Regions from separate parts of the Homo sapiens genome. Here region 2 is linked to region 1. A link is an interaction called in ENCODE POLR2A ChIA-PET data of the cell type or tissue named here. Cell type or tissue: PC-9. All regions are shown on one strand. Each heading gives the region's core, and the rest is flanking DNA. Links, peaks and the distances in the headings are about the cores only.

Evidence for each region. ChIA-PET counts read pairs that join two places held together with the same protein. Peaks named below come from ENCODE experiments on the same cell type or tissue, not always from the same donor. Only the 100,000 strongest peaks of a DNase experiment are listed, where the experiment ranks them.
Region 2: POLR2A ChIA-PET joins it to region 1 with 7 read pairs; 3 of 35 experiments call an interaction of 5 or more read pairs at or near these places.

The regions. Positions count from the first base shown.
Region 1 is chr12:94,791,761-94,798,923 of GRCh38, forward strand. No RefSeq gene overlaps it. Among named protein-coding and RNA genes, the nearest start is that of MIR492, 39 kb to the right of the region's middle. In PC-9, for the core only: CTCF peaks have their summits at 4,164 and 4,368; a DNase peak (open chromatin) is centred at 3,941; H3K27ac peaks cover 265 bases.
Region 2 is chr12:94,969,317-94,976,479 of GRCh38, forward strand. NDUFA12 (NADH:ubiquinone oxidoreductase subunit A12) reads right to left here. Exons shown (of 4, transcript NM_018838.5): 4 at 2,017-2,304. The coding sequence ends at 2,124. Among named protein-coding and RNA genes, the nearest start is that of NDUFA12, 31 kb to the right of the region's middle. In PC-9, for the core only: no CTCF peak of the experiment used is centred there; no DNase peak of the experiment used is centred there.

The DNA.
Region 1 (7,163 bases), core at 2,727-5,226:
AGGGAAGGGAGAGCATTAGGACAAATACCTAATATATGCAAGGCTTAAAACCTAGATGACGGGTTGATAGGTGCAGCAAACCACCATGGCACATGTATACCTATGTAACAAACCTGCACATTCTGCACAAGTATTCTGGAACTTAAAGTAAAATTTAAAAAAATAAATGTTATATATATGTATATATATACATGTGTATATATCTCATTGCATATATATACATGTGTACACACATATACACATGTACACACATATACATATGTACATGTGTATATATACATACGTACATGTGTATATACACATATGTACGTGTGTATATGTACACATGTACGCGTGTATATATACATATGTACGCGTGTATATATACATATGTACGCGTGTATATATACATACGTACACATGTATATACACATACGTACACATGTATATACACATATGTACGCGTGTACACACACATATGTACACATGTGTGTGCACGTGTGTACGTAAACGTGTGTACGTACACATGTGTGTATATATACACACACACATTCTCCCTTATTTTCACAAGAAGTCAATAAGGAATAAATACTTTTAAAACCATTTTTGTTGTTGTTGTAAATAACATAAAATATGGCTAACAGCAGCTTCCATAAATAGGGGTCCATTTCCTTGCATAACAAGAAATCTGAATGTAGACAGTACCAGGGGTGCTTTGGGGAGACTCAATGATGGTAGGACACAAGGTTGGCACCTCTGTGATTCTCTTAGTCTTCCCCCTCATAGTCATGAAATGGCTGCAGCAGTACCAAGCATCGCATCTTAGCACGGCTGCGTGCAAAGCAGAGTGCAGGAAGCAGCACAGGCAGAGGTTCTCCTCCTCTACTTCCCTCGGATGTAGGAAACAAATTTTCTCCCAGAAGCCCCCCACCGCCACCAATTTCCCCTTACATCTCTTGAACCAGAAGACACTCACCTGTCTGCCCCTAGAACCAGGGGCAAGGCCCACCTTTCCCGAGTTTGGGTGACCTCTGCCTGGTTTTGCTAACAAGGAAAGAAAGAGTCATGGCTTTGTGGCAAATGACAGCTGCCGCAGTAGTATTCTCTGTAATCTACAGTGAGGTGACGCAACAAGCCAAAGCTTTATTCCACTGAGGGGCCTCCCTGCCTGCTGCAGCCCTCGGCTGAGATCCAGTTCCCTCCATCTAGAAGGCTTCCTCCTTTTTTTTTTTTTGTTAGTGCTTATTTTTTCTTAAGCTAACCATACTAAGTCTGTCGCCTGAACTGAAGAAGTATTCAAATTTCACCCAGGACCGTTCAGTTCTGCCCCCTCCCACTCATTTATAAGAACTAAGTCCAAATCAGTCAGGTCAAGAGCACCCCGAGGTGCAGACAGAAACATTTTGTGCAGAAAACAGCCGTTCCCTAACCAACTTGCAACAGGGCTGGAAACTGCTCTCACCAGGGTCACCAGGGGAGCTGCCATCCTGTTAACCGAGCTCCAGGAACTCACTGGCAACTGAGACATGGGGCAGGTAGAGCCTGACAAAAATGTCATCCTCAAAAACAGGAAGGGGCGAAACCCTTTTGTAGAACTCTGAAAATGTCAAGCGCCTGCTTGCACCTCCGTCAGGGTTAGATTGAATTTCACATTTCACTGCGGTAGGGCCCTGGAGGCACTGCGGCAGCGGGAGCAGGCGGTGAAGGTTGGAATCCCAAGGCTGACACTGCCGGTGTGGAATTCCTATTCCCTCTGTGCTTCATCATCCTTCACTGTAAAACAGACATAACAATGGAATCTATCTCACCGCATATCTTTTGAGAATTAAAAGACATAATATATGTTAAGGGATTAGAAAAATCTTTGCTCAATGAACATCAGTGTGTTAGCAATACTGGTAGCAACAATACCAGCAATAGAAACAAAACCAAATGGTCTCCCTGTAATGGCCAGGATTTATTTTAATGACTTAAAGGTACTAGCAAATCAGTCTCACTGTCACCTCAGTCCAGAGCTTGAAAGTCTAGCTACCTTCTCCCTAAACTCACTCAACAATGAGCAATCACCCCAAAACAACAAACAAGCATAAAAAGTAGAACATCTGATACCATGCAGTATCTTGTTTTAGTTTCATTTTATTCTTGGTATATCTTGTGTGAAATATTCCAAGAAATCAAGAGAATGTACATAACGTGTATCCACATTTTAAATAAAATAACAAAATACCTATGTACCCATCCCACAGTTTAAGAAATAGAATGATGACGCTGTGCATCCTTCCATGATTCCAGGCGCCCCAACCTTAATATGCAGGTAACCAACAATCTGAATCTTCAATTAATCATTCCTTTTCTTTTCTTCTTTTTTTTTTTTTTTTGAGTCAGGGTCTGGCTCTACCGCACAGGCTAGAGTGCAGTGGCACCATCTCAGCTCACTGCAACCTCCGCCTCCTGGGTTCAAGCGATTCTCCCGCCCCAGCCCACCAAGTAGCTGGGACTACAGGCATGCGCCACCACACCTGGCTAATTTTGGTATTTTTTATAGAGACAGGGTTTCACCATGTTGCCTAGGCTGGTCTCGACCTCAAGTGATCCACCCACCTCGGCCTCTCAAAGTGCTAGGATTATAGGTATGAGCCACTGTGCCCGGCCTCCTTTGCTTTTCTTTATACTCTCCTCGTCACATATATATGTATCCCTAAGCAATAAACCATCTAATTTTGCTATATTAAATTTTATGTCCATAAAAATATAGAGCAGGTATTCTTCTGTAACTTGCTTTTTCATTCAGCATTTGTTTAGTTTTATCCATGTTTACACACATAATTATACTTCATTCATTTTCATTGTTATGTAATAGTATTCGATTTAGGAATATACCACTATTTATTTACCCATTCTCCCATTAATGGATATTTGCCTTGTTTCTAGTCTAAGACTTCTCACCCGAGGATGGGCTTACACAGATCCTATTTAGGGTAACCATATAACTTACTGTCCTAATTGAGACACTTGTGGGAAGGAAAGAGAATGCTGTTAATAATGACACAAGGACAACAGGCATAAACAACTACACTGTATGGTCACCTTGTACACACTGAACATGTCTCAGGGCTTCTTAATTACTCCCCTAAAGTGCGGACTGAGACATTTAAGCCCAACTCTTCATAACTGATGGTGAATTCACATCTTAAATGCTGCTAGCTTCTCCATTCAGATGAGAACCCTGAAGGAAAGCCCAAACAATTAATTACTCCTTCTATCCCAGGAAGAAAAAAACAAATTCTTTAAGACATAAGACGGAAAAAATGCATGACTTCCCTGCCTCAGCCATCTCTGACTTTCACAGTTGATCATCACTGTGTGAAGAAAATTCTAGCTCCAATGATAACTGCAGCAAAGAGAAAGTGTAAAAGGCCTCAAAATCTGAGTCCTTCTCCTGAGTTAAGACGGGGCTAAAGGCCTCGCACCCACTGCCTCCTTTCATCTTTACCACAACCCTGTGTGGCAGGTGTGGGAAATGAAGCTCAGAGCTGCAGCAATGTGTTCCAGGTCACAGTGCACATAAGTGACAGAGCCTCAGTCACTTTGTCTAAGTAGGGAGCCGTATACTTTGTGATGCAAAGGAGTAAAAGGGGGTGATTTAACAAGTGCCAGGAAAACAGTTGTAAACTAGTCTTCCCCAGGCACACCCGGACATGGGACACCCTAGTTCTAACTTTACCATATGCACTTATTTTCCAAGAGCAGATATAAATGATTTGGGGGACTGATGAGATGTGGGACCCAAATCTCTAGTGTTGACACTCGTCTTGTGTGGCGATACACTGTCCTCGCAGAGGTCACAGGGTGTGCAAAGTCCCTCCCCTCTTCCTCCTCAGCAGACTTGCAATGCCTGGTGACTTCCCAGTGGCATCCTTCCATCCACCACAGCAGGCTGGAGAGGATCATGACTCGCTTCCCTGAAATTCACAATTAAACTGGAGAGGCACTCTTCCTCCCAAAGCAGCTCCTGCTGGTGGCTGCCAGCAGCAGTGTTATGTCGCTCTCACTGGAGCAATCTTCTTTCACGAGGCTGCGCACACATTCTCCAACGTGGGGGATTTGTAACCCTGTCCTTCAGCAGGGCCCCTGAAATCCCCAGCCTCGCACCTTTCTGCATGTGTGTGTGGCCTCTCACACACACACAAACACACACAATAGTTTTTTAAAAGAAATATTTCAGCCAGCCACAGTGGCTCATGTTTGTAATTCCAGCACTTTAGGAGGCCAAAGGAGAAGGACTGCTTGAGCCCAGGAATTTGAGACCAGCCTGGGCAACATAGTGAGACCCTGCCTTTACAAAAAAAAATGTTTGTTTTTTTTTTAATTAGCCAGGCATGATGGCATGCGCCTGTAATCCCAGCTACTTGGGGGCCTGAGGTGGGAGGAAAAGAAATATTTCAGATATGGAAAAATAGAGAATTATATAACAGCATCCCCTGGGCCTGAGCACATACATATCTTTTGCTATACAAAAATGTTCTGGCCAGGTGCGGTAGCTCACACCTATAATCCCAGCACTTTGGGAGACTGAGGTGGGAGGATCACTTCAACCCAGGAGGTTGAGACTGCAGTGAGCTGTGATTGTGCCACTACGCTCCAACCTGGGTGACAGAGTAAGACCTAGTCTCAAAAAAAAAGAAAGAAAGAAAGAAAAAAAGTTCTGTTCCCAACCACAACATTCACAGTGGCCCCAAAGGAGAAACAACACAAATGTCCATCAACAAACAGCAAAATGGTACATTGTGGTACAATCACACACATAAAGTATCATACAATAGGAATGCTGTCCAGTAAGAAAAATCCACAAATTGCTGCTACACACAATAAGGTAATCTCACAGTCAATATATTAAGGGCAAGAAGCAAAAACAACAAAGAATATGTGCGCTATAATTTCATATATATAAGTTTCAAAAACAGGCAAAAATGACCTATAATGCTAGAAATGAAGACTATTACTTTTGTGATTGAGGTAAAGGATATTGATTAGGAGAAGCCTAGAGAGTTTGCTTCTAGGATGTTGATAATATTCCAATTTTTAATCTGGATGTTAGGTACAGAGGTGGCAGCTGTGGTAATTCCTCAAGTAATATGCTTAAAGATGTGGACACCTTTCTGTATGTATGTTACACTTAAAGAAAAAAGGTTTAATTTAAAATAAATCCAGAATGAAAGCCTCTTTTAGTCAACTATTATGTTATTTATACCCAAATAATTATCTTCACTATCAAGCCATCTGTGTGACCTTTGGAAAATCACTTAATGATCTGTGTCTATTTCTTTTTTGGCGGGGGATGGAGTCTCCATCTGTCACCCAGGCTGAAGTGCCGTGGCATGATCTCAGCTCACTGCAACCTCCGCCTCCTGGGTTCAAGTGATTCTCTTGCCTCAGCCTCCCAAGTAGCTGGGATTACAGGCACATGCCACCACGCTCGGCTAATTTTTGTATTTTTAGTAGAGACGAGGTTTCGCCATGTTGGCCCCAGGCTGGTCTCAAACTCCTGAATTCCAGCAATCCACCCACATCGGCCTCCCAAAGTGTTGGGATTACAGGCGTGAGCCACCGCGCCTGGCCTTTTCTTTATCTGTAATGGCGTATGATGTATAGTGGTGATGTGAGAAGTACTTGATATAAATATGAAACATGCTTAGCAAGCACTTGGCACACAATTAAGCACCCAAAAATGTTAGCCATTTGAATTAGTGGTATTCTATCCACACCTCCCCTCCTTGTATTTGGGACTTATCTCCACTTATATCCTTCTGGACTGGGCAAAGGCATATTGAAACGAACAGGTTTGCCTATGTGTGTTTTGGGGTAGGAAGTGGAATGGGTAAATCCCTTCTGGAAGACAATCTGGCCATATATACCAAGAGCCCAGAAAATGTTTGTACCCAGTAATTCCATTTAGGAATCTACCCTAAGGAGATAAGACAAGTAAAAGAGATTTATGTGCTGCAATGCTGTTACTTATGTTATTTATGTACCATTGCATGTTATTTATAAAAGTGAAAAACTAGAAACATTTATTATATCAGGAAATAGTCAATAAAATAATGGTGATGAGCACTTTTAATGACATGAAAAGTTGAATATGAAAGAGATCTAACTATACCAATTTTTAAAATAATAAATACATATAAAGAAGATTAGAGGAAACTAAACCAAAATTTCAGCTAATTATCTCTGGGTGGTAGGATTATAGGAATTTAAGTTTTCTTCCTTATACTCTTCTGTATTTTTCAATATTCTTCTCTGAGTATATATTACCCTTAATAATGACAGATATAAATGTTAAAGAATTTCTATCCTCTTCCCCTAAGGCCTTTGTCTCTGTGGTCAAGGTGACAGCTGGCTGCAATCCATCACATTTAGGAAGGATGCTATACAATGAAATGTGTCTGAAGGAAAGTGACTGACAGGTTGGCAAAGTGCTTCAAAGATAAACCCCATGAGGAATGGCTGAAGGAACAGGGATGTGTACTTTGAGGAAGACTTGTTAACAGGACAGCTGTCTTGGAACACCTGTCATGTGGAAGAGGGATTACACTTGCTCTACCAGCCTCCAGATGTCGGAACCCTGACAATAAATCAAAGTTACAAGGAGAAAACAAGGGGAGGGTGAAGAGTATAGCTCAAGAAGCATCCAAGCTGCATGATCACAATATAAACTCCAGGTTTCCTTCCTGTCCAATAGTAAGCAGCTCCCCTGGAGGTGTCCAGTGAATTTTCTCGTTAGCATTTGGGCAACCACATGGCTCCATCCTGAGGCTGTGCTCTACCAGCCTCCCAGATCACAGCCTTCTCTGTGGACAAACCCATGAGTTAGGATCTCTGTATTCATAAGCAAACACCAGCCTGGGGATATGCAGGTTAATCCCTAACCCTTGTCCTTCAGCAAGCTCTTCAAAATTTACATAAATTGGTCTACTTTTCTCCATTTTTTCCACTTGACCATCTTAGTCTAAGTCGTAATCACCTCTCTTCCCTGTACAACTACAATGTCTTCCTAATTGGTTTCTCTCTTCTATTCTTGCTACCTCCACTCCCAATCTATTCACTACCTAGAAGCTAAAGTAATAGTTTTCCTAGGGTAAAGAAAAAAATCATTGACAGACTATAAGACTCAAAGTGGAGAC
Region 2 (7,163 bases), core at 2,345-4,844, 180 kb after region 1:
AAGTCTCCCAATCAGCCAGATAGACTTTGAGAGGGCTGAGCAGCAGAGCTGCTTGGACTGCAGACTGGGCCACCTACAGGGACTATTTTTGCTCTGCCAGCTTTTCAGGTCACCAGGTAAATAAATAAGTGCAAAACACCTGTATGTTATATGCTGTCTCAAAAGTCCAGGGCTCAAAAAGCCAAAACAGCACACTGAATAGTCTCTTGAAGGCACTGAATTCAACCTGATCCAGCTAAGTAAGGGATACTCAGGACATAGGGCTGTAGTAGACTAGTTTCTTATGAATGAGGAAGTTTCAAAATAACTGGTTTTTGCATGTTGGTTCTTTAGCACAGTTGTTCAAAACATTGGCTGTAAATGGAACCACAAGGTGGGTGCAGGGAGAGGTTTTAAAAATTACTGATGCCTGGAACCTGCCTTCAGAGATGCTGGTCTGATTGCCTGGCTTCTAGATTATAAAAAAGCTAATATGCAGCCAAGGGCAAAGACCATTGTTCTAGTTCCTTCTAGATGTCCCTATACCAATAGGCAGGGTCCCACTCTATCCCTTCATTTTCATATAGGAAACCAAGGAGGTAAGCTAACTCATATAATTACCCTGCGTTTCACTTATAACCCGAAAGGTATCTGAGACAGGTCTCAATCAATTCAGAAAGTTTATTTTGCTGAGGTTAAGGCTGTGCCTCTGACACAGCCTCAGGAGGTCCTGACAACATGTGCCCAAGTGGTCAGGGTACAGCTTGCTTTTAGACATTTTAGGGAGACATGAGACACCAATCAGTATGTGTAACATGTACACTGGTTCCGTCAGGTAAGACTGGACAACCTGAGATGGGGGCTTCCAGGTCATAAGTAGATAAGAGACAAAAGGTTGCATTCTTTTGAGTTCTTGAGCAGCCTTCCACTGAATACACTTTAGTCCGGCTCAGTGAATCCGTATTTTTAAATAAACAATAAGGCAGAGGAAGCAATCGGTATGCATTTATCTCCAGTGAGCCTCAGAGATGACTTTGAGTTCTGTCTGTCCTTTGTCCACAAGGAATTTCAAGGAAGGAGATATGTAGCTTTTTATCTTTGTAGCTATTAATATCTTATTTAGGGATAAAATGGGGGTCAGGTTTGCCTGACATAGTTTCCAGCTTGACTTTTCCCTTGGCTTAGTGATTTTGGGGTCCCAAGACTTATTTTCCTTTCACACACTTGATGCCTTGAGTTGAGATTTGAGAATCAAGGTTTATTCTCTCTTAAGTCATTCAATGCCCTTGGAAACAACCACCTGACTCCATAATCCTAGCATTTCTTTCCATTGCTATTAAATTGTTCCATGGTGGCTGCTAACCAGTCTCCAGGGGCCTTATCCTAAGGGGGCTCATGGATTCTGGTGACTAAAGGCAATAGCCTGCTAAGCTCCTTGATCACTGGAGCTGTGAGCTTTCCATCTGGAATGCAGAGAGATGTGGGCCTTTCACCCTACCCAGACACAACAACCAGTTCCAAAGATCCCGCATCATTTCCTTGAAGGTCTTTTGCCTACCTCTGGTACCAATCTGGATATTAAAGACTTTTTTATTTGTAAGCAACAAAAAAAATCTGTGACCCTAGTTAGCTTAAAGAACTAAGAATATATTGGAATAGAGTCTAGGATAGTTTACAGTTTAAAATGAACCATTAAAGAACCAGACTCAGGAAATACGATATCTCTGATAACCTCCTTAGAGAGCGTCAATAAAAGCCACCCAGTTTTGATGACTTTCAGCCTTCGTGTCTCTCCATTCAAGTTCCAAATTCCCATGAGAAAATCTGGCTTGGCTTAGGTCTTCCCATATAATGAGCTATGGTAGTAAGGTACGGTCCCAAAGCACAAACAGGACCACAGAGGCTGTTTCCAGAAAAGGGAACTGTAAACCAGGCAGCTACCCCAATACAAGTCTACTTCAATCACCATGTTTGGAAGCATCTATTTTGCAGTTGGAAAACAACAAAGTGAAGGGCAAAAAGGCACGAAAGACATTGTTTAGTCACACAATTTTAATTGTGAATTATAGTGAATGGTAAACAGTAAAAGAGTAATTACATGAAAAGCTCCATATTTTGCATGTTTCAACTGTTCTTCATTGTCTTTACTTGTAAGGTGTTGAAGGTGGGATCCACTCCTGAATCTTCTTTCTAGTGGTAGAATAAGGTACATATTGTTCTGGGGTGCCAGTCACGTTGAATTTATGGTTCGTCCAAATGAATTTACGAGCAGTAAGTGGTTTTGTTGTTGGAGGATCATCAGTCATACTGTGAAGCCAACGATGCCTTAAAGAGGGGAAAAAACCCAAACAGTTATGAAGAGGCAGTACAGCATAGTGGAAGGACGGTTAAAAACGTAGCCCTGGAACTATTTTGTTGCTTGGGTTCAAGCCTCAACTCCATCAGTTACTAGCTGAATTCTTCTATGCCTTAGATTTTTTCCATCTGAACATCCCTACTCCTCAGGGATGGTATAAACATAAAAGGAGATAATAGACATAAAGCACATAGAAAAATTCTTGTGTGTGGCAGATACGCAACAAATGTTAGCTACCGTTCTCATTACTGTATTTTTTTTTCTTCGTTTTCTTTCTTTCTTTCTTTTGGAGACAGGGTCTCACTCTGTCACCCAGGCTGGAATGAAGTAGCACTATCATGGCTCATTGCAGCCTCGAACTCCTGGGCTCATGTGATACTCCTACCTCAGCCTCCTACATAGCTAACACTACAAGAGCATGCCACCACCATGCCTGGCTGACTTTCAGAAGATTTTTGTAGAGATAGGATCTCACTATGCTGCCCAGGCTGATCTCAAACTTCTGAGCTCAAGGGATCTTCCTGCTTCAGCCTCCCAAAGTGCTGGGATTATAGGCATGAGCCACCATGCCCGGCCCATTACTGTATCTTATCAAATCTGACACTATCCATTTTCAGACATGCCATGATTTTATCTACCTCTAAGAAAGAAAAGATGCTACCAAATAAATTATGGCCACTACTGATTATAATATGTATCCTAATTTTAGACGTGGAAATGCATTTTAGAACTGATAAAAATACAGTATTACTATTAGGTGCTAGAGGCCGATTCTGGATTTTCAGTATGCTCAGGTTACTCTGGCTCATGAAGGTTTAGTTTAAAACCCATGAGGCTCCTGCTGAGAAGAGCCTGATGCATTGTAAATTCAAGCATGTGAGTGTAAACACTAGAGAATATGCAACTTGTTATATTAAAAAATTAAATCAGGGCCAGGCACAGTGGCTCATGTCTATAATCCCAGCACTTTGGGAGGACGAGGTGGGAGGATCACTTGAGGCCAGAAGCTCAGGACCAGCCTGGGCAACATAGTGAGACCCTGTCTTGAGAAAAAAGTTAAATCGACCCCCAATTCACAAATATTTCAGTCATAAGTGCTTAACAATTTAAGAGGATATGTTCCAGAAATCAGACCTAAAAGCTGGATACCTGGAGTTGAAAGGGAAGAGACCACCGATGCTGCTGCTAATGACAGGGAAAGGAGGAATCAAAGTTTGTGGGACAGAGTGCAGGAAGCTAAGCTGAGGGGTTTACATGGGAAAGAAGGGAAGACAGAATTTGTCCCAGCCTCTAAGACCTGGAGCTCACAAGACAGAGATGACCTTATTGGGGGAAAAGAAAATGAGAAGACAGCCACAGAACTGCAGCCCGGGGGTGGGGGGAAAAGTGATTATCTAGCTGCAGAGAAAAGGACAAGAGGAGGATGTTTCAGTGGAATAACTAAAACTAAAGCTAATGAGAAAAAATTTTTGTTGCTATGTAAACCTAAGAATATTTGCTAGCAGTAATTGATAGATATAGCTAGGTAACTGACTAAAAACCAGTCTGAATAGAGATAAAATATGATTACAGTTGCTATGTTTATGTCTAAAGATAATTGTATCATGATCAGCTTATACAATGAAGAATGCAGAAGGCTGTACAAGCTAGGTCAGTGTCTGTCTTACATCCTCTAAAGGAAGCTGGGGATTAGTGAAAGTGACCTGGACCAATAAACTGTAACCATTCATATGAGCACACGAGCGCTGAAGCCCTTATGAGACGATAGTGGTGAGCCAGGCTCCACTAACCACTCAGAGGAGGGATTAGCTGTTAAAGTCAAGGCTGTCACTTATCAAGGGGCTTTATGTGAGCTTACGGCACAGCTGAAATATTTAACTTTTACCTCACTGAGTCAGCTTAACTAAAGAAAAATTTTATTCAAAAAATTGCTGTCAAGACTCCGGAAGGTTAAAATGATATTTAAGGAACCATAGTCCCAAGCTTATGCCTATTCAGTTACTTAAGTGAGGAAGTGAAGAGCTCATGGAGAAATGGAAAATGCTCCAAAAAAGGAAAAGATAATTTTTATCACAATACACAAAATCTGAAAATATTTATCCTAGCAAGCCTACATGCAAGAATCAGGGAATTAATAAATAATAAACTATACCCATTATGGCAGTTTATAAAGAATTATAAGAAATAAGGAAATGTTTATAGTCTGCTAGGCAAATATAACCCTTGTTATTTTATTATTAAATAAGGGGTAAAAAAAAATCATATCTTTCAGATTGCCACACCAGAGAGTTTTACTTGCAAAACAGACTCTTGGGTCTTTTTTTTTTTTTTTTTTTTTGAGACAGAGTCTTGCTCTGTGGCGCAGGCTGGAGTGCAGTGGTGATATCTTGGCTCACTGCAACCTCTGCCTCCTGGGCTCAAGTGATTCTCCTGCCTCAGCCTCCCGAGTAGCTGGGATTACAGGCGCATGCCATCATGCCGGGCTAATTTTTTTATTTTTAGTAGAGACGGGGTTTCACCATGTTGTCCAGGCTGGTCTCGAACTCCTGGCCTCCAGTGATTTGCCCGCCTCGGCCTCCCAAAGTGCTGAGATTAAGGCTACCGCTCTGGTCCACAAGGAGCAGTAAAAAAAACCTACAATGAGATATTATCTCATCCCAGTTAAAATGGCTTTTATACAAAAGACAGGCAATAATAAATGCTGGGAGGATACGGAGAAAAGGGAACCCTCAAACACGTTGGTGGGAATGTAAGTTAGTACAACCATTATAGAGAACAGTTAGGAAGTTCCTCAAAAAACTAAAAATTGAGCTACCATATGATTCAGCAATGATGCTGCTGGGTATAACCTAAATGAAAGGAAATCAGTATATCGAAGAGACTTTTGCACTCCGATGTTTGTTGCAGCATTGTTCACAACAGCCAAAATTTGGAAGCAACCTAAGTGTCTGTCAACAGATGAATGAGTAAAGAAAATGTGATACTTAAATACAATGGGGTACTATTCAGCCATAAAAAAGAACAACATCCTGTCATTAGTAACAACATGGATGGAACTGGAGATCATTACGTTAAGTGAAATAAGCCAGGTACAGAAAGACAAACATTGCATGTTCTCATTTATTTGTGATACTTAAAACTCAAAACAATTGCACTCATGGAGATAGAGAGTAGAAGAATGATTACCAGAGGCTGGGAAGGGTAGTGGGGTTGGTTTGGGGATTAGGGGGAGGTGGGGATGGTTAATGGGTATAAAAAAAAATAGTCAGAAAGAATGAATAAGACCTAGTATTTGACAGCACAACACAGTGACTATAGTCTATAATAACTTAATTGTACATTTTAAAACAACTAAAAGAGTATAATTGGATTGTTTGTAACACAAAGGACAAATGCTTGAAGGGATGGGTACCCCATTTTCCATGATGTGATGATCACATATTGCATGCCTGTGTCAAAACATCTCACCCCATAATATATACACCTACTATGTACCCAAAAAATTAAAATTGTTTTTAAAATTGAAAAGTGTATGTCCTAAAACACTATAAACAGGATTAAAGACTAAAAGAAACAGGGGAAAATATTTGTAATATACAGAAAAAAGGTTCATCTATCATTACAAATCAGAAAAAGTCAAATATCCAATAGAAAACTGGACAAAAAACATCAAGAGATGTCAACAAAGAAAAAATTATAGTGGCAAACAATGAAGTTTAATCAAGGCAATGCACATTAAGGTATAATTTTTTACTTGCTAAATTAGCAAAGATTTTAAAAAATAAAACCCAGAATCAGTGAACTTAAAGAGAAATCAGTACTCATATACTATTCAATATATTTATCCTGAGAATATAAATTGGTATAGCCCTTCTAGAGGGCAATTTGGCAGCAGGTATCAAAAACTTATAAAACATGTATACTCCTGGTGGATCCATTTCCATTTAAGGAAATGAGGATATGAATACTCATGTACAAGGATATTTATCAGAGCTTTATTTATAACAGTGAAAGAATGGAAAGAACAAAACCAAAAATAAAGGGAATAGCTCATGGCATATCCATATGATGGAAGACTAAGGCATTATTAACATTTATGCTATAGATAATATTTTGGCCAGGTATGGTGCCTCACACCTGTAATCCTAGCACTTCTGGAGGCCAAGGTGGGAGGATCGCTTGAGGCCATGAGTTCGAGACCAGCCTGGGCAACATGAGACCCCATGTCTACAAAAAATGCAAAAATTAGCCAGGCATGGTGGCAGGCACCTGTAGTCCTAGCTACTTGGGAGGCTGAGGCAGGGATCACATGAGCCCAGGAGTTCAAGGCTGCAGAAAGCCATGATCGTGCCTGGACAGCGGGGGATCCCATTTCTAAAAAAAGAGAAGAGAGAGAGAGACAGAGAATATTTTATGACTTGAGAAAATGTTCACCATATATGTTTTAAAAGCGGGTTATTTGCCTAATTTATTTAATACTTATAGATAGCATTTATAAGTCATGGGCACTAATCTATACACTTTACAAATATTAACCTATTTGATCCTTATAACAACTCGTGATAAATATTATTATCCAAATATAGTAAGTGAGAAAACCAGGCTGCCAAAAGTTAAAATAACTTGCAAACCCAGGCTACTTCTTCAAAAAGCTCAATTACATTAATAACAAAAACAAAAGAATATATATGCATAGAAATCGAGGAGATAAGAATAAACAGTTGTCCCTAGTGTCTATGGGGGATTGATTCCAGGACACCCTGTGGATGCCAAAATCCACAAATGATCATTTGTGGATATGCAAATGTAGCATTTGCATATAATTTAT